2 separate regions of the Homo sapiens genome follow, and region 1 is linked to region 2. The links are chromatin loops, found by intact Hi-C in ENCODE. Cell type or tissue: heart left ventricle. All regions are shown on one strand. Each heading gives the region's core, and the rest is flanking DNA. Links, peaks and the distances in the headings are about the cores only. Region 1 overlaps SPMAP2L (sperm microtubule associated protein 2 like). Region 2 holds the start of LOC105377668 (a long non-coding RNA gene).

What was found. Hi-C counts contacts between places; a loop is a spot of excess contacts. Peaks named below come from ENCODE experiments on the same cell type or tissue, not always from the same donor. Only the 100,000 strongest peaks of a DNase experiment are listed, where the experiment ranks them.
Region 1: it touches region 2 in a loop (2.3-fold over the local background); 22 of 110 quality-filtered maps call a loop at or near these places.

Annotation. Positions count from the first base shown.
Region 1 is chr4:56,538,532-56,548,947 of GRCh38, forward strand. It overlaps SPMAP2L (sperm microtubule associated protein 2 like), which reads left to right. Exons shown (of 9, transcript NM_001256475.2): 2 at 10,259-10,292. Among named protein-coding and RNA genes, the nearest start is that of SPMAP2L, 13 kb to the left of the region's middle. RefSeq lists a silencer at 6,094-6,283. In heart left ventricle, for the core only: CTCF peaks have their summits at 6,193 (motif pointing left) and 6,416 (motif pointing right); a DNase peak (open chromatin) is centred at 6,210; H3K4me3 peaks cover 707 bases.
Region 2 is chr4:56,794,708-56,805,123 of GRCh38, forward strand. It overlaps LOC105377668 (a long non-coding RNA gene), which reads left to right and starts at 215. Exons shown (of 3, transcript XR_941082.2): 1 at 215-253; 2 at 4,795-4,876; 3 at 5,418-6,210. RefSeq lists a silencer at 8,782-8,921. In heart left ventricle, for the core only: a CTCF peak has its summit at 5,630 (motif pointing left); a DNase peak (open chromatin) is centred at 5,614; H3K4me3 peaks cover 985 bases; H3K27ac peaks cover 557 bases.

The DNA of each region.
Region 1 (10,416 bases), core at 1,364-9,363, 260 kb before region 2:
GGCATGGTGGCTCAAGCCTGTAATGGTTTGGGAGGCCTAAGCAGGCAGATCACCTGAGGTCAGGAGTTCAAGACCAGCCTGGCCAACATGGTGAAACCCCAGCTCTACTAAAAATATAAAAATTAGCTAGGCATGGTGGCATGTGCCTGTAATCCCAGCTACTCTGGAGGCTGAGGTAGGAGAATCACTTGAATCCGGGAGGTGGAGGTTGCAGTGAGCCAATATCATGCCACTGCACTCCAGCCTGGGCAACAGAGCAAGACTCCATCTCAAAAAAGCAAAACAAAAGAAAAGACTACTTTAAAGCCTTCTACCTTCTCAATTTGTCTTCTAGATTTTCCTTGTCAATTCCAGTAAGTCTTTACATTAATTCCTTTAGTAAAGCTCAACAAACACTAAGTATATTTATATAATATTTACAAAAAGTGGTGTAAACATTGGGCAATAATTAGCACATCCCCGTGCCTCTACTCACTCAATAAGATTTTTCTTCATCCAACATTTATTGAGCGACTACTAAGTCACTCTTCTGTGTCCTATGGAGTGCAAAGATGACTAAGACATGGCATTTTGGTTGTGTGCCAAATTTAAAAAATTTATAGAGTCGGTTCTATTATTCTATCACCTAACAATAGTATCATCACCTAATCATCACTGTTATTGCTGAACTTTATTGAGCGCATACTATGTTTATGGTGTAGGTAGTGAGCTGTAGATGAATAAGACATGGATTCCTTCCTTGAAGAACTATTTCTGTGGTTGGGGAGGCTGAATATATCTACAACAATAACACATCCACAGCATACAAAGTAAAATGTACTGGAGTATCCTACAGGACAAGCACTTCATTTTTCTGAGTTAAGTGGCAACAATAACCTCTTTTTATTTTTTACTTATTTATTTTTTTGAGATGGAGTTTTGCTCTTGTTGCCAAGGCTGGAGTGCAATGGTGCAATCTCAGCTCACTGCAACCTCTGCCTCCCAGGTTCAAGCGATTCTCCTGCCTCAGCCTCCTGAGTAGCTGGGATTACAGGCCTGCACCACCACACCCAGCTAATTTTTGTATTTTTAGTAGAGACAGGGTTTCACCATGTTGGCCAGGCTGGTCTCAAACTCCTGACCTCAAGTGATCTGCCTGCCTCAGCCTCCCAAAGTGCTGACGTTACAGGTGTGAGCCACCGTGCCTGCCTTAATGTAGTGTTTTCTAAAGCAGAGTCTGAAAACTTTTTAGAGAGAGTCTCATGACCATGCTACTTCAGGAAGGCCCTGACTTCTCTCCCTAAAGTAGGCACCCTCTCCTTCTGCCTTACCAGCCACATCACACTGATTTATTTCCTTCCCAGCGCTTACCACTATCTGAAGTTATTTACTTGCTTGTTGTCTGTCTTTCTACCTGAAAGGTAAGCTGCATGACCTTGGACAGGGATTTAAGTTTCTTTATCCTTCTCTATTCCAAAGCTTAAAATGAATGGGTAAAGTCAGCATAAAAGTCATTCATATGGCCATTCCTGAACACTTTCTAGATTCACTCAAGAGTTACTGAGCTCATATTAATAGTAGCTTATGTTCATTGAGTGTTTTAAATATTTAATGTAATCTCATTTTATCCTTAAGACAACCCTTTGAAGTAAGTACTATTTGCATCCCCATTTTACAGATGAAGAATGTGAGACTTGGCATGTTGTCTCCATGCATATAGTGGAGGACCGGCATTCAAAGCCATATCATGGGCCAGGCATGGTGGCTCACGCCTGTAATCCCAGCACTTTGGGAGGCTGAGGCAGGTGGGTCACCTGAGGTCAGGAGTTCAAGACCAGCCTGGCCAACATGCCAAAACCCTGCCTCTGCTAAAAATACAAAAATTAGCCGGGAGTGGTGGTGCACGCCTGTAAGCCCAGCTACTCAGGAGGCTGAGGCAGGAGAATCGCTTGAACCCGGTAGGCAGAGGATGCAGTGAGCCGAGATCGCACCACTGCACTGCAGCCTGGGTGACAGAGTGAGACTCTGTCTCAAAACAAAACAAAAGCCATATAATACCTTCTGATCAGTGGTGAATGAAAAAGAAAGAAAGAAAGAGAGAGAAAGAAGGAAAAGAAAGGAAGAAAGAGAAAGAAAGAAAAGAGAGAAAGAAAGAAAGAAAAGAAAGACAGCCAAAGCCCATCAGTTCGTCCAAAGCCTGTGAACTACTGACGAGATAGGTCAGGCCCCTTAAATGGAAGAAAAGAAGCACCGCTGCTATTTTCTCTGGAAGAGTGGGCTGGGGAACATTTTGGGGACAGAAAGTGATACTGGAATTGTACTACAGGAAAATCAGCCAATGAGGATGGATTGGATGTGTCAACTCCTCCCTACTGTCCCCAAAGAAATGTCAATGTTTGAACACTGCTGTGCCCAGGAGTCATGGCTCCAGTTGCATCCTGGGGATTTCAATTGGAGCATACATTTAGTAGAAGAGGAAACTTGGTTCTGTTGCGAAGAGCACTGGACTAGGAGTTAGGAAACTTGTGATTTACTTTCGGTTACGTCATAGCTGTGTGTCTGTTTCCTTTCTAGTGAAATGAAGTGGCTAGACTGGCCAATCACTATGAACAAATGTTGAGAGTCTATATTTTAATATAACTGCTTAATTTGATATAACAAGATATTGCCAAAGTGCAATTACTGTATATTCTTGAATATAACGACATTTAAATGTTTTTGCCAATTTGAATATATAAACTTTAAAAAATAGAGCTAAAATAGACAAATGTTTATAATTGTATTACAAAAATTTAAATTAAAAAATAAAAGTAACATATTAAAATAAATGGTATAATTTAGAAATATTTATTCCTAATGTCAGATTTCATGGAAAACAGTTTTATTAATTTTTTCACTTGCATATTTGACATCACTAGAGTCATTTTTTGAGTAATTTAATACACTTTTTAAGGGCACATTGTTTTTATTTCTAAGTTATTTGAGATAGAAAAACGTAAAATATTTTTTTATTATGGAAATTTCTTAACATACACAAAATAGAGTATGTTATAATAAACCCCTATGTACCCATTACGTAGTTTCAATAATTAACACTGTTTTTGAATATTGTTTCATCTAGGCACCCCCCAATCCTAATTTTTGGGCATCCTGTAGGACAAATTTGTTTTAAAGAAACTGCCAGATACCATGTCATTTTACCCATAAATACCTCAGTATGCATCTCTAATTGCTAAGGATTTTTAAAAAGCCACATAATTATCATGTCATAATTACACCAAACAAAATTTACAATTATTCTTTCTTTCTTTCTTTTTTCTATAGAGATGGAGTCTTCCTAGGTTGCCCAGGCTGGTCTTGAACTCCTGATCTCAAACGATCCTCCCACCTCAGCCTCCCAAAGTGCTAGGATTACAGGCATGAGCTGTCATGCCCTGCCACAATTATTCTTTAATGCCCACTAAATACATGTTTCCCTAATTGTCTCAAAAACATATTTTTACAGTTGATTTGTTCAAATTAGGACTTAAACAAGAGCCTCACATTGCATTTGGGAGTTAGGTCTTGAAGGAAACCAAAATACTGATGAATGTTAAGTAAAAGACAATGAAAACGCAGAGGAATGATCTGCCTCAGGCTCTGTTTGCCTGGCGGCGGGGACATCAACCCTTCCTTACTGGAGAAGGCACTAGCAGGCAACAGAGAAATCTGGGAACAGATTTTACTATCTTCCCACATTTTCCTGACTTTAAAAAGACCACAACTGCTTTCTCCTTTCTCTGGCCACTGTATAGCATGTATGGCTCTTTGTTAAAATTCTATTTAAGCAAAGCCCCCAAACCACTGCGTTGAGAGAGAAATACTTTTGAACTGAGACCTCTCCTGCATGATGGGTATGGCTCATGTTCATAAACTTCTGCTTGTTTTTCTTTTGTTAATTTACCTTTTTTTTTTTTTTAGGAGAGTGTCTCAACTAAGATCTTAAAAAGGGGAAGAAAATAACTTATGTTTTCTCCCCTACAGTCTGTTTGTCTCTGTTATTCTTCATCAATAGACCTTGTCCTCTCTCCCTTTTAGAAACACCATTTATTTGTCAGGAAAATTCGGTAAAATATCCCATATTGCAGATTAAGAGGCTTGCTTCAACTCAGAATAAATTATTTTTGGCAAGGTTCTTTGATAGGTGGTGCTGAACGTGCTCTTCCTCTAGCATCACACTTTGAGTAAGGCGCATCCTCTGGCTCTCCCACTTGTGGGGAATGTAAGATTGATGAGTGGGTTCAGGTGAGGTCAGCCCTGATCCCTCAACGTTAGTTCCAATCCACCTTTCACCAGATGGTTTCAACAACCAGTCTTGTTCACTGCCTAGATACCATTATTTTATTAGATTCTATTATTTTGTTAGGAGTAAGACAGGGTCCCTTTGAACCTGTGTTTGATGTTGTCACTGGAAATTATCACGAGCCATCAGAACCCATTCATGTCATGTAAAAGTAGGAACTTAAAAAAAAAAATTCATCCTGTACGTGTACTTTTACCTTTACAATACAATCACTATGTGGTTTATTGCGTTTTGTGTTTATGTTTTGCTTTTTTTTTTTTGAGACGGAGTCTCCAGGCTGGAGTGCAGGGGTGCGATCTTGGCTCACTGAAAGCTCCGCCTCCCGGGTTCACGCCATTCTCCTGCCTCAGCCTCCCGAGTAGCTGGGACTACAGGCGCCCGCCACCACACCAGGCTAATATTTTGTATTTTTAGTAGAGACGGAGTTTCACCGTGTTAGCCAGGATGGTCTCGACCTCCTGCCCTCGTGATCTGCCCACCTTGGCCTCCCAAAGTGCTCGGATTACAGACGTGAGCCACCGCGCCCAGCCATGTTTTGCTTTTTAAAATAAAGTTTAGGGCTGGGCATGGTGGCTCACACCTGTAATCCCAGCACTTTGAGAGGCAGACGCTGGTGGTCAGTTGAGGCCAGGAGTTTGAGACCAGCCTGGCCAACATGGCAAAACCCCTTCTATACTAAAAATACAAAGATTTGCCAGGTGTCGTGGTGTGCACCAGTAGTCCCAGCTACTTGGCAGGCTGAGGCACAAGAATCACTTGAACCCGGGAGGCAGAGGTTGCAGTGAGCCAATTGCGCCACTGCACTCCAGCCTGGGTGACAGAGTGAGATTCTGTCTCAAATAAATAAATAAATAAATAAAATAATGTTTAAAGCTTTAGAACAACACCTAGCATTTAGGATTATGAGATTATATTCCCAAGAATAATTACTAAATCTGTTTTGAATTTCTTATTCCTTTCCTTCGCTTAACCTATTAATTTTGGTAGGGAGAACTCTGTACTTTTCCCATTCTAGCATATATTGAGAGAGAGAGAGAGAGAGAGTGTGTGTGTGTGTGTGTGTGTGTGTGTGTATGTGAGAGAGAGAGAGAGAGAGAGTGTGTGTGTGTGTGTGTGTATGTGAGAGAGAGAGAGAGAGAGAGAGAGAGAGAGAGATGGAGTCTCGCTCTCTTGCCCAGGCTGGAGTGCTATGGCCCTACCTAGGCTCACTGCAACAACCTCTGCTTCCTGGGCTCAAGTGATTCTCGTGCCTCAGCCTCCCGAGTAGCTGGGATTACAGGTGTGAGCCACCACGCCCGGCTAATATTTGTATTTTTTGTAGAGATGGAATTTCACCATGTTGGCCAGGCTGGTCTCGAACTCCTGAGCTCAAGTGATCCGCCCGCCTTGGCCTCCCAAAGTGCTGGGATTACAGGTGTGAACCACCGTGCCCGGCCCCAATACGTTTTCCTTGCCCAGTTCTTTGTTGAGAAAATAAAGCAATTGAGAAAGCACCTCTTAAGATGGGTTCTTTTAAGAGCTTGCATATACGGTAACCTTTACTGAAGAATAATTTTTTGGGGAAAATCATGCCTCATACTCAGTCATTTATAGTACTTCACTGGAAACTATTTTTTTTAACTTAGTTTCATGCAACACAAATCAGGAATAAACTTTGAAGAGGCGAAAAAACGTAAAAAAAATAGGGTTCTATTTGGCTTTCCACCAACGTTTTATAATTATGTTGCTCCTTGTATAACACCAGTTAAGACCTCATCCGAGAGATTTTTTTTTTTAAATTTCAACTTGTGTCGCAGTTCGAGTTGCTGGGCTCCGCTAGGCCGAGCCCCGCAGCCCTCCAGCCGCTGCCAACCTGCGCCCCCTGGTGGCCTGGTTGCCGGCCGCACGCGCTCTGGCTCCGCCGTCTGGAGCGCCACCTGGCCCGAGGGCGGGAGGGAGACTGTGGAGCAGTTCCAGACCCGCTTGTGGACCTGCACAACTACGTCATCCTCTGCAACACTGACCAGAAAGCTCAGCAACGGCAGCATTCTCAACAGGAAAGCCCATCGCAGGCTGCGCTTCTGTGTCCCCGAGACGACTGTCCGCAAGGTGGTGGCCAGCACGCCCGGGGCCATCGAGCCTGTCCTATACCACTGAGGACAATGCTGTCCACACAGACCCGCCCGGCGCAGCTGTGTCAGTGTAAATCCTAGTCTGCGGCCGGGCTACTGACATTTGCATGTGATTGACTAATCTATGAGAGAGAAAACAAACACAAGAAAGAAATACATGGTGATGAAGCCCCTGCTCCACCCTCCTCCTAAAAGATTCCACTGTTAGGAACAGCTGGTGTCTTTCTTTCCCTGGTAGAAAGCTCTGATACAACTATGCTAGGCTTTATTATCTATGCTTCCCTTATTTTTCTTACCCTTCTCCTGACTATTTTTCTCTTTCCTTGAGTTTTTCATCTAAAAACAGACATATCCTATTGTAGTCTGTTTATGTAAGCAACCTCAAATCCTTTTAGAAATGAAGGGAGGGTAGAAACACATAAACCAATGAAAATACATGTGAGTACATGTTTACAAAGTAGGTTTAACATTTTACTAATAATTTTCATGGCTACGTGTGGTGACTCATGCCCAGCACTTTGGGAGGCCAAGGTAGGAGGATTGCTGGAGCCCAGGAGTTCAAGACCAGCCTGGGCACCATAGTGAGACCCTGTCTACAAAAAATAAAATTAGCGTGGCTTGGTGGCACACACCTGTAGTCCCAGCTACTCGGGAGACTGAGGCACGAGAATCGCTTGAACTGGGGAGGTGGAGGTTGCAGTGAGTGATGATTGCGCTACTGCACTCTAGCCTGGGCAACAGAGAGACCCTGTCTCAAAAAAAAAAAAAAAAAAAGCAGTTGGAACCCTTAATAGTAAACACTTCCTTAACAATTACTTAAACATTTTTGTTTATGTTTGTTTGTTTGAGACGGAGTTTCGCTCTTGTCCCCCAGGCTGGAGTGCAATGGCATGATCTCGGCTCACAGCAACTTCTGCCTCCTGGGTTCAAGCGATTCTCCTGCCTCAGCCTCCTGAGTCGCTGGGATTACAGACGCCCGCCACCACACCCAGCTAATTTTTGTTATTTTTAGTAGAGATGGGGTTTCGCCATGTTGGCCAGGCTGGTCTTGAACTCCTGACCTCAGGTGATCTACCTGCCTTGGCCTCCCAAAGTGTTGGGATTACAGGCATAAGCCACCGTGCCCAGCCACATTTTTTTTAATTCACAGAAATTTAAGCAGAATCTTAATTCCTAAATTCTTAGAATTAATAATGGATTTCATTTATAGTGCTGTGTTTTGGACACTGTGCAGAGTGCTTTCCTTGTATTATTTAACTTTCCTCTAACAACTTTTTGAAGCAAGAACTCAGTCGTGAAAATACTTAGTTGCAGAGAGCCTAAATAAACTTGCCTTAGATCAGAAGTTAGAGCCAAAATTTCGTTCCGGGAACTCTGATTCCAGAGCCAGTGGTCTCAGCCATTAAATGATATGATAGCAGTTCCCAAACTTGTCTGCTTCAAAAAATGCTGATGCCTGTGTCCCTTCCCCAGAGATTGTGACTTAATTGGTCTGAGATGTGGCCTGGGACTTGTAGTTTGTAAGAGATCTCCAGGTGATTCTAATCTGTGGACAAATTTGGAAACCACTATAACACTGCTTTGCTTGGGACATTAGCTAACAACAGCCACCTGAGAGCTATTTCATCCTGCCAATTAGTGAGATAACCTCAAAAGTGTGTTTTCTAAAATAAAGAGTGAAAACTTTACCTATAGGAGAAATTATAGTATGAAAGAGCAATAGCAAAGAGTTATTCATTCACATTATCAGTACTTATAGATGGTCTTTTAGGACTGATTCAGTTTTTTACTGACTCTCTAACCTGTGTCAGGTCATAAAGCTGAAAGGCAAGGTTGGTAATACATAAAAAGCCCATAGAATAAGTGCTGCAACTTTCATGGGTGACAGCACGGCTGGCTGTGAGGGACATTTTTGTAGACTACTCTCCCTTTTCCCTTAGGTCTGGAACAACAGAAAATATCTGAATTTAAAAGTTCCATTTACTTTTTTTTGTTTAAATTCATAGCCTGCCTCCCACTGGAGTGTAAACTTTTTGAGAAGAGAGACCTTCGTCATTTGTGTTCTCTCCATACTGGCACCATGCTTGCCTATAGGAGCCAAATCACAAGTTCGTTGAATAGTTAATTGTGTTTCCTACAGTGCTCTATTTAAGCCATTGATACACTGAAGTTGTAACCAATAATTGTAACTACCATTCATCTACCATATGCAAGATGCTATACATATATATGTAAGTGATGTACATGTATACACTAATCTTGTTTTATTACTAATTCTCTTTTTTTTTTTTTTTTTGAGATGGAGTTGTTTCTCTCTTGTTGCCCAGGCTGAAGTGCGGTGGTGCAATCTTGGCTCACTGCAACCTCCGCCTCCCAGGTTCAAGCAATTCTCCTGCCTCAGCCTCCCAAGTAGCTGGGATTACAGGCACACACCACTATGAGTGGCTAATTTTTGTATTTTCAGTAGAGACAGGGTTTCACCATCTTGGCTAGGCTGATCTCGAACTCCTGACCTCAGGTGATCTGCCTGCCTTGGCCTCCCAAAGTGCTGGGATTACAGGCATGAGCCACTGCACGAGGCTGTTTATCAGTAATCTTTACACAGACCTATTAATCCTCCTATCTGAGAAGGGAAAACTAAATCCCTGAGAAATTAATTTACCCAAGATTGTACAGTGGAGTAAGCAACAAAACTGAGGTTTGAGCCAGGTCTGTCTGATGCTGTAGCGCACCCACTTTTCTTTACCAAAAACATTCTAGACAATGTTATTTCAAAACTCTTGGATGGGATTAAAAACTCCCAAGAAAAGACTCTGGAGCAATCCATCATTATAAGGCCTATGGGATCACCTACATTTTTCCACATTAAAACAAAAAAACAAAAAAACCCAGCTTATAAACGAGATTTTTCATTAGCTTAACCATTTCTTCTGTTTTGGACATTTCAGGATTACCTAATTTCCCACTGTTAAAGATACCACAATGAAGATTTTTCTGCATAAATCTTTGCCCACACTTGAATTATTTCTTTAGGGTCCATTTCTATAAATAGAATTGGACTAAGACATGTAAACATTACTGACACTATCAAATTATTTTTCATAAAATATACTAATTTAGACTTTTACCAGCAATGCACAGAAGGACTCATTTCATCTTACCCTTCCAACATCTTTATACTTTGCAAAAAAATTTTGCCAATTTGCCAGTTTAAAGAAAAATCTCATTTTTTGCATTGTTTTGATTATAAGCAAGTTTGAGCGTTCTCTTTCTGTTTTTTTTACCTTTCCTGTAGTGCTGATGAACTTTTACTTATGTTAGTTATTAGCCCTTTATATATCTTCATATGTGAATTCTGTTCTCATCCTTTGTCTATTTAATTTTGACACTTACCTTAGTGTTTTTCTTATAATCTGTACATTTATACTCTTCAAATGTTAAGACTATTAACCCTTTATCATATTTATTGCCAAATATTCCTCCAAATTTTTCTGTCATCTTTAAGGTTTAATTTTTGACACAGAAATTTTAAGTATTTTAATCTATTTATATTGTCCTTTATATCTTTTGCCAGCTTTAACTCTAGAAGATTAAAATCCAGGGATCAAGTAGATATTCTCTTATTTCCTCTAATTCAGTTTTTAAAATACTTAACTCCTTGATTTACCTTTGGTTTATTTTGGTACATACTATGATATATTTCAGTTGGCCATTTCCCCAAATATTTTTTTCTAACTCCTTTCTCTTTTAATTTGTGATGCTATCTTAATCATATCTTTGATTCCTGTTGAATCTAATTTTTGCTTTTACTTTTGTTTTCTTTTAGCAAATCCTGTTTCCTGTGACTTTGTAAGGAAATGGTAAGACATAGTTATAGTACTATTTTCACAGACCTAAACTAATAGGCCAGCCAATCTGGATGGGGCAGATTCATTTGACGTGGGTCTACCTTGGGGTTTTCAAAAAGGACATTCCTAGGCTTTC
Region 2 (10,416 bases), core at 1,092-9,091:
TCCGGAGTTCAAGGCTGCTGTGAGCTATGATTGTGCCACTGCCCTCCAGCCTGGGCAACAAAATGATACATTGTCTCAAAAAAAAAAAAAAAAAGAGAGAGAGAGGAAGAAGAGGAAATTTGGACACAGAGAGGTACAGAGGGAAGACCATGTGCAGACTCAGGGAGAAGATGGCCATCTTCAGAGCCAAGACAGGCCTTAGAAGAAACCAGCCCCGGAACACTTTGATCTTGGATGTCTAGACTCCAGAACTGTGAGAAAATTAATTTCTGTTGTTTAAGCCATCCAGTCCGTGGTACTTTGTTACAACAGCCCTAGCAAACTACCCCAAGGCCCTAGCCAGGAATGTACCTTGTTAGGATACTATTTTATGGTAGGGGCTGCTTATCTTGTATTATAATCTGGTCTACAGAATCTTTCAGCTAAGGATTCCATGGTCCAGAAAACTTTCTATGCTAGTGGTTCTTATGTATTCCCTGACCAGCAGCATCAGCAGCTCCAAGGAACTCATTAAAAATACAAATTTTCAAGCCCATTCTATAACTATGAAATCAGAAACTGGGAGTGGAGCTTAGCAATGTGTGTGCCCTCCAGATGATTCGGCTGCAAGCTAGAGTTCAAAAGTCACTGATCGGCTGGGAGAGGTGGCTCATGCCTGTAATCCCAGCACTTTGGGAGGCCAAGGCAGGCAGATCACTTGAGGTCAGGAGTTAAAGACCAGCCCGGCCAACATGGTGAAACCCCATCTCTACTGAAAAAAAAAATACAAAAATTAGCCGGGCGTGGTGGCAGACGCCTGTAGTCCCAGCTACTCGGTAGGCTGAGGCAAGAGAATCGCTTGAACCTGGAAGGCAGAGGTTGCAGTGAGGTGAGATCGTGCCACTGCACTCCAGCCTGGGTGACAGAGTGAGACTCCATCTCAAAAAAAGAAAAGAAAAGAAAAGAAAAGAAAAGAAAGCTACTGTTATACAATAATAACTAAATTTGGTTTGTTTTTCAACTCAACTTTATTAAAAGAGAAAGAAAAAGAGATGACAGGTACATCCCAAGTTCCAAGAATCCCCATGAGGTTAAAGGGGCATTTGTTTCATGTATAATCAATCAGAGGCTGCCCCTCCTCTACTAATGGTGCCTTGGTGCCCTGTCTGCTCTAGCTGTGCCTTCAAGACTAATTCTGGCACACCTTGCCAGAGTGCTCCCTGAATGCCTTTTTCTCCTTAAAGAAGCCTGCAGGGAAAGGAGCTTTGGGCCCTGCTCCACGCTTCTGGGGAACCCCAGGTGTTCTCATGAGCACACCCAGGCCAAGGCTGGACCCTTTTTCAAGGGGCCAACCACTGCCGCCTCCCCATTTTCCCCTACCGACCATTCTGTACAGGCGCTGCTGCCTATTACAATGCCTTCTTTCAGGCTGGGGGCTCTCAGCCGTCTCTCTCTCTGCCGTCACTGCTCTTGGGGTTGTCTCCCACCTTGAGATGCTCTCTCCCCTTTGCAAGGAAGGAGCCACAGAATCCTAAGATGAATGTTCCCTAACTTGCCCTTACGTGCCAGGGCTTATGCAACTACTGACCACCTCAGCCTCCCTGCTCCTGGGGGCCTTTCCTGTCCCCCAAGAGCATCAGTAAACTCTTCTGACTCTGGGTGGTGGGGGGTGATAGGACTGATTATACTTTCACAGCCGTAACTACTGCTATTATCTATCAGAGCTTTGTTCACTTTCAAGGTGCTTCCTGTAACATGCCAGCTGTAGCTCCCACTCTCTTAAGTGGGCTTCTTTCTTTCTGTGTGATTTTTGCTCTGCTTTTATATCAGAGAGGTCATGTACACTGACTTTGGGACAAGAGGAGAACAAATTCTAGTAGTTCATCCAAAGTACCTGGAAAGTCTACCGCAATGTGCAGGAGATATTGACTTCATTGTTATTTTCTGGGTGACACTATCCAACTCCCCTTGGCAATAGCTCCTCAACACTTCCCCATTTAACAATTCATGCCCACTATGTGTGGGCTTCACTTATCCTAGGGTTAGAAGACTATCTGTGTGCAAGCCTTGATGAATGAGCTATTTGAAGACAGCTAGTTACTTAGAAAGGCCTGAAAATGTTTCACTATTTTAAAGTAAATATTCCTAAAGTATTCTTTTGTAGTTCTGCCACCCTTGTTTGTTATTTCTGCCATTAAAATAGAGTGGCCAGGCGCAGTGGCCCATGTCTGTAATCCCAGCACTTTGGGAGGCTGAGGCAGGCAGATCGCAAGGTCAGAAGATCAAGACCATCCTGGCTAACACGGTGAAACCCTGTCTCCACTAAAAACACAAAAAATTAGCCAGGTGTGGTGGCGGGCACCTGTAATCCTAGCTACTTGGGAGGCTGAGGCAGGAGAATCATTTGAACCCGGGAGGTGGAGGTTGCAGTGAGCCGAGATTGTACCACTGCACTCCAGCCTGGGCAACAGAGCAAGACTCTGTCTCCAAAAAAAAAAAAAAAAAAATATATATATATATATATAGAGAGAGAGAGAGAGAGTGTGTGTGTTAGGCAAAAAGCCTAGGATGCAATTGTGATGTAGAACAAGATTGACCTTAATATTTATCCTCCTTATGCCCTTATCATCCAGTTTGCTGGTTTCTGGAACCCTGATCATGAAGATAATATATTATCAACTCATCCAGATTATGCTGCTAAGGTAGGGAGGGATACCATATAGACTTCTACTCATATGCCAACATTGACTAGCCTGCATAGGCTGCCAGCAGCACTGTGTTGAGGATTCCCTTTTTTTTTTTTTTGAGATAGAGTCTCACCCTGTCACCCAGGCTGGAGTTGTAGTTCACTGCAACCTCCACCTCCTGGGTTCAAGCGATTCTGCTGCCTCAGCCTCCTGAGTAGCTGGGATTACAGGTGCCAGCCACTATGGCCAGCTAATTTTTGTATTTTTTTTTTAGTAGAGATTGGGTTTTACCATGATGGTCAGGCTGGTCTCGAACTCCTGACCTCATGTGATCCACCTGCCTCAGTCTCCCAAAGTGCTGGGATTATAGGCATGAGCCACTGTGCTCGGCCTTTTTTTTTTTTTTTTGAGATGGAGTTTTGCTCTTGTCGCCCAGGCTAGAGTGCAATGGCACGATCTCGGCTCACTGCAACCTCCACTTCCCAGGTTCAAGTGATTCTCCTGCCTCAGTCTCCCGAGTAGCTGGGATTACAGGCACCCACCACCATGCACAGCTAATTTTTGTATTTTTAGTAAAGGCAGAGTTTCACCATGTTGACTGGGCTGGTCTCAAACTCCTGATCTCTGGTGATCCACCTGCCTCGGCTTCCCAAAGTGCTGAGATTACAGGCATGAGCCACCATGCCCGGCCACCTTGAGGATTCTAAGGCTAATTCCAGACTCTGTGAGAAAGCATGCGATGATAGATTAGTAACACCTGCTGTCAACTGGCAGCATGCCTGGGAACTTGCCTAGAATTTGCCATCCCTGTGTTAAAAACTTAATATATTAGCTTTCTATAGGACATTTGCATGTTAAAAGAAGAATGTGAAGAAGACAACCATTTATTAAAAGACTGATGAAATATGGAGGCTCAGACATTGGTAGGTCAGTGGGATATATTAAATACATTTTGCAGGAGCCATAGAGATAGTTGAGGAAGGTGGAAGCAACATCTGTTCCACAAGAAAGAATCAGCTTGAAAGTGTGCAGAGAGAAATTGCTTATCCTAGCCTTACTAACTACCATTTTATAGACCTAATATTAACTCAAAATTCTGGTTAAATGTATAAAATATGTCCAAGGTACTGTGATTTATTTTGTGATTTATTTAGTTTCTATTTAAAAAACAATTTTCCAGGCTTCGCATTGTGCCCTGGCTAAATTGTTTATTTTATTCTCCTTTGTCTGATGTGAGCCAAGATGCCTGGGAAGGCGGGCTTATAGAAGGCATGGAAGGTACTGTGTGTGATTTTCCTACTGGACTGAGCACATCTTTGGTGCTCAACAAATAATAAACCACCTAAGTGCTGCCACGTACTTGGGAACCAGCTTTTTTCCCCAACAGAGTCTAAATGAGAAGCTCCTGGCTCAGCAGCACTGAGAACTAAATCCTTTCAGCACCTTAGTTGTTTATGTAATCCCAGCACTTTGGGAGGCCGAGGCGGGGAGATCACTTGAGGTCAGCAGTTCAAGACCAGCCTGGCCAACATGGTGAAACCCTGTCTCTACTAGAAATTCAAAAATTAGCTGGGTGTGGTGGCGCATTCCTGTGATCCCAGCTACTCAGGAGGCTGAGGCAGGAGAATCGCTTGAACCCCAGAGGCAGAGGTTGCAGTGAGCTGAGATTGCGCCACTGCACTCCAGCCTGGGTGACAGAGTGAGACTCCGTCTCAAAAAAAAGAAAAGGAAGAAAACAGTAACAGTAGCCACCAAATCCACTGCAAAGAAAGGAAACAAAGGTACTGTTGATTACAAGTCCCAAATATATTTACAAGCATTTATTTAGTGTGTAAAACCACACTACCCTAAAAACTCTGTAGCAAATGCTCCTTTTGAAAGATTTTTCTGCATGAGTAAGACTTGTTGCAACTTTTGAAAATATATGGTTTAGAAAGACAACTTTCCCTAATAAATCACCTGTGGCAAACAAAGGAATTCTTCACTCTTCCAAAGACCTCCAAACCACATTGAAAATGAAGGTCATCTGTCTCACACGTATTCATTGCCGATTTGATGTGCACAGATGCCTGTGAAAGTCTTTGAATAGAAAACGCTTCTACAGTGTCGCCTTGCTCTTCCTTTTCAGAAAGAAATTCGCTGCCAAACTCCGTATTTGAGATCCTGGACCTTCCACGCTGCCCACATCAGGAGCTTTAGCCAGCAGCCTGGTCAGTGTTCTCAGGCCAATGCGATGTCATTAGGGCTTGGTCCAGTAATCCAGTGGTTTCTAGTATTAGCTTTAGTCACTTAGGGTGTACTTATTTCCAATATAGTGAAGGTCTTTAACGTGGGAGTCGAAAGCCCAAACCATTTCAAATCATGGGTGGAAAACACGCATGAAAATGGTTTATAAAGTATAAACAACTTTGTAAACAGTATAGCCAAGCAAAGATAGAATGTTATATGCATTGCCTGAAGTAATGCATAAAGGCAGAAGTTTTAGCCAGAATGAAAGATTGTGAACTGGGGGAGGGACAGGGGGCGGCAGTGTTGAGGCAGAAAAGCTGGAGAAGAAGAGTGGGAACTTCCTCCTCAACTTGCTGCCCATAGAGAAGCACGCCCCTCTTCCTGATGGCTGTGGGAACTAGGTCAACCTGGACCGCTAAGTTTGAACCCTATCGTGGCAGCTTTTCAAATCCCTTTCCTGGACTCCTACTCCAGAAGGCAAAATGGTTTCGGTTTGTCTTTATTTCCCATCTTTTCACCCAGGTCCTCAACTACATGCTAATCCCCGCCGGACCATCGTTCAGTTTTATTCACAGAAACGGTGCCTTCAAGAAATCAAAGCATAAGAGCCTTCGGAAGCAGCATGTAAGTGCAACGTAACTTTCCCGAGTTTGGTGACGATGAATCGATGAATCGTAGACTGCAGGCTGAGCCGCCTGAGCTGGGAGCAGCAGCAGTTCTCAGGGAGCCACTGCCCCCTGGTGTCTCCACACTGGCCAGGAAGCATTTTTGGTCATGATCTGTAAGAGATTATTGCTGGGCTCTTTCTGACTCGTGCCTTCATCTCATGGCTTTTAAAATCAGACCTTTCTTCCTCCTCTCCCCCACTCTGATTTTTAATAAGACCCATTTTATTATAATTAGCAAAATAGTGTATACTCCTTGAAGAAAATTTGAGTATGATTATTTAATTTCATTAATGTTTTAATGTATTTCCTCCCCCAATTTTTTTTCTTTCTACGTATAAGGAAATCTAATTTTACTTGGGGACAGAAGAAAAGCCACAAAAACTATGAAACCTAATTTTATCATAAATGTCACATAAACACGATCCCCTGCACAGTAAGAAAACCAGTTTTTGAATCTGCTAGAATACTAAGAAACAGAGTTGATGTTTCTCTCTTAAACAATATAAAACATAAAGGATAGCACTTTAGATCATAGGCCCTCATAAAATGTGCCTGTAGTTTCAATACTATGGATTAAGAATACTGGAGCGGGTTTTGGCCGGGCTCGGTGGCTCACGCCTGTAATCCCAGCACTTTGGGAGGCCAAGGCGGGCAGATCACGAGGTCAGGAGTTCGAGACCAGTCTGGCCAATATGGTGAAACTCCGTCTCTACTAAAATACAAAAAGTAGGCGGGCATGGTGGTGCGCGCCTGTAATCCCAGCTACTCAGGGGGCTGAGGCAGGAGAATCACTTGAGCCAGGAAGGCAGAGATTGCAGTGAGCCGAGATTGCGCCACTGCACTCTAGCCTGGGCAACAGAGTGAGACTCCAAAAAAAAAAAAAAAAAAAAGAAGACTGTAGTGGGCCAGTGGGCCAGGCATGGTGGCTCACACCTATAATCCTAGCACTTTGGGAGGCTGAGGCGGGCAGATCACTTGAAGTCAGGAGTTCAAGACCAGCCTGGCCAACATAGTGAAACCTTGTCTCTACTAAAAATAGAAAAATTAGCCAGAAATCGCTTGAACCTGGGAGGCAGAGGTTGCAGTGAGCCAAGATTGTGCCACTGCATTACAGCCTGGGCGACAGAATGAGACTCCGTCTCGAAAAAAAAAATACTGCAGTGAATGCAACTATAGACACTCATTAAATTAAATATTATCTCATTTTCAACACAGAAAAATAAAACTCCCTGCTTTAAAGAGAGAATGTGTCAATTATGTAATTTGGCAGTCTAAATGGTCCCGTTATTGGCAACTGCTTTCACATGTGATTGATCATATTGCTAAATATTGTGTAGGTATGTTGCTTCCTCTCACCATGGAGAATATAGAAACAGAGGCTTAGATCTGGGTATTATAGAAGGAGGTGAGAACGAGGTCTTTGCTTCCCCAAGTTCCTTTTCTTCTGTATTTTATTCATTGTGTGTGTCAGTTAAATGCTTATACAATACAATATAAACATAGTTGTATGATGTCAGAGAGTAACTGTGGATGAGAACTGGAATGGGGTAGAAGGAAGCTTAATGGTTTCAATATTTTGTCTGATGCTTTATTTTCTTTGAAGACCCTGCGACTAAGAGAGGACATTTCAGTATGAGCCGGAATTTGATCTCAACTAGGAGTTTAGAGAGGGACAGGTGAAAGAAGCCCTGGAACATGGGTTCTCAATTTTTTTTATGCTGAGATCACTTTAATTCTATGGGAAGAAAACTCCATGGCTGGATGTGGTGGCTCACTTCTGTAACCCCAGCATTTCAGGAAGCCAAGGTGGAAACCTCATTTGAGCCCAGGAGTTTGAGACCAGCCTGGGCAACATAGTGAGACTCCCATGTCTATTATTTAAAAATAAAAATAAAAAAGGCCAGGTGCAGTGGCTCACGCCTGTAATCCCAACAATCTGGGAGGCCGAGGCAGGCAGATCACTTGAGGTCAGGAGTTCGAGACCAGCCTGGCCAACGTGGTGAAACCCCATCTCTACTAAAAATACAAAAATTAGCTGGGCGTGGTGGCGCGTGCCTGTAGTCCCAGCTACTCAGGAGGCTAAGGCAGGAGAATCCCTTGAACCTGGGAGATGGAGGTTGCAGTTAGCCAAGATTGCACCATCGCACTCCAGCCCGGGCAACAAGAACAAAACTCCGTCTCAAAATAAATAAATAATAAAGACAAATAAAACAAAATGCTTTTTTTGTTGTTTTTATTTTTTTAATTATACTTTAAGTTCTGGGTTACATGTGCAGAACGTGCAGTTTTGTTACATAGGCATACACGTGCCATGGTGGTTTGCTGCACCCAACAACCTGTCACCTACATTAGGTATTCCTCCTAATGCTATCCCTCCCCTAGCCCCCCACCCCCTGACAGGCCCCAGTGTGTGATGTTTCCCTCCCTGTGTCCATGTGTTCTCCTTGTTCAACTTCCACTTATGAGTAAGAACATGTGGTGTTTGGTTTTCTGTTCTTGTGATAGTTTGCTGAGAATGATGGTTTCCAGCTTCATCCATGTCCCTGCAAAGGACATGAACTCATCCTTTTTTATGGCTGCATAGTATTCCATGGTGTATATGTGCCACATTTTCTTTATCCATTCTGTCATTGATGGACATTTGGGTTCCAAGTCTTCGCTATTGTGAATAGTGCCACAATAAACATACATGTGCATGTGTCTTTATAGTAGAATGATTTATCATCCTTTGGATATACCCAGTAATGGGACTGCTGGGTCAAATTGTATTTCTAGTTTTAGATCCTTGAGGAATCCCCACACTGTCTTCCACAATGGCTGAACTTTCTTCACATCCACAAAGTGCTTTCTTAAAAACAAATAGTGTTGGCCAGGTGCGGCATGTCACGCCTGTAATCCCAGCACTTTGGGAGGATGAGATGGGAGGATCGCTTGAGCCCAGGAGTTCAAGACCAGCCTGGGCAATATAGCAAGACCCTGTCTCTACGAAAAAAAAGTTAAAAAGTGTTAGCTGGGCATGGTGGTGCATGCGTGTAGTTCAAGCTACTTGGAAAGCTGAGGCAGGAGGACTGCTTGAGCCTGGGAAGTCAAGGCTGCAGTGAGCTGTAATCTTCACTCCAGCCTGGGTGACAAAGTAAGACCACGTCTGAAACATACACACACACACACACACACACACACACACACACACACACACACACACAGTGTTCAGCAAATAAATGTTCAATAAACTAAGACATAGGTCCCCTTTTTTTGAGGTTTATGGCCTGGGTGAGCTCACCTCCAAGACATAGTGAGGAAGTGGCTCCCCTGAAGGTTGAATGAGAGTGATTTATATCTAACTGTTGCCACCTGCTTTGCTGCCTGAAGCTCAGCTTCTCCTTTTGTCCAAAATACTCTTGCCATTGTAAATCTAGCCACAGAATGCAGAAGCCATCAGAATGAAACTGACTTCAGTAAGCCCGCCCACGAGTACTTATTAGGTTTTTATTGTGTGACAGGCACTGTGCCAAGTGCTGGGAATTCAGTAGGGAACACAACAAATACTGGTTTTAACCTCATGGAACTTAAAAGTCTACAGCAGACATCAGATTCTTGGTTTTCAGAAGTGAGAGTTGTTCTGCTTTTCAGAGAAAAAAGAATGATCCTATAAGTTCTGCATGTACAGGAGCTAAGGGTCATTTGTCATTGTATACCCCATGCTCATCACATGGTAGATATCTGTAAGTGTGTACGACATAAATGAGTGAATGATCAGACGTAAAGATTTTTTGTCATTAAAAAAATCTAAGGCAGGGCCGGGTGCTGTGGCACATGCCTGTAATCCCAGAGCTTTGGGAGGCCAAGGCAGGTGGACTGCTTGAGCTCAGGAGTTCAAGACCAGCCTGGGCAACATGGCCAGGCCTCATCTCTACAAAAATTAAGAATAATTTTTAAAATTAAAAAAAGGGCCGGGCACGGTGGCTCACATCTGTAATCCCAGCACTTTGGGAGGTTGAAGGGGGTGGATCACGAGGTCAGGAATTCAAGACCAGCCTGGCCAATATGGTGAAACGCCGTCTCTACTAAAAAATACAAAAAATTAGCAGGGTTTGGTGGTGGGCACCTGTAATCCCAGCTACTCGGGAGGTTGAGGCAAGAGAATTGCTTGAACCTGGGAGGTGGAGGTTGCAGTGAGCCGAGATCACACCACTGCACTCCAGCCTGGGCAACAGAGCAAGATTCCATCTCAAATAAATTAATTAATTAAATAACAAAGAAGAATCTAAACCAGTTTAAGGTATGCTCCTGGAACTGTTCAAAATCTTCTGGGCATGAAGCATTGTTATCTTTTTCAGAGTAACATAGGAAAAAATGAAATTCACTGTTGGGCAAGTCAAAACGTTGTTTTCTTTGTGGTGTGTGGGATTTCTGGTTTGAGTTATCTTGCCTGTTCTTGCAGGAAGGAAATTCATGGAGGTTAGTGGTTTTGTTGTCATTATTTTGTGAGCTTCCTAAGCTGTATTTTCATGTCCTCAACCAACAAATATGCACTGTGCTAGGTGCTATTCTGGGCACTGAAAATACCATGATGAGCAAGACTTAGAGGATCTCCATCCTTGGGCAGCTTCTATTCTAGAACTCTCCATAGACTGTTGAACTTTCTTCTCACCATTTACTTGAGACAACTATAATTACTATGCCACTTTTAAAGAACATTAGACCAGCCTGGCCAACAAGGTGAAACCTCATCTCTACTAAAAATACAAAAACTAGCCAGGCATGGTGGTGTGTGCCTGTAACCCCAGCTATTCGGGAGGCTGAGGCAGGAGAATCACTTGAACCCTGGAGGCAGAGATTGCAGTGAGCTGAGA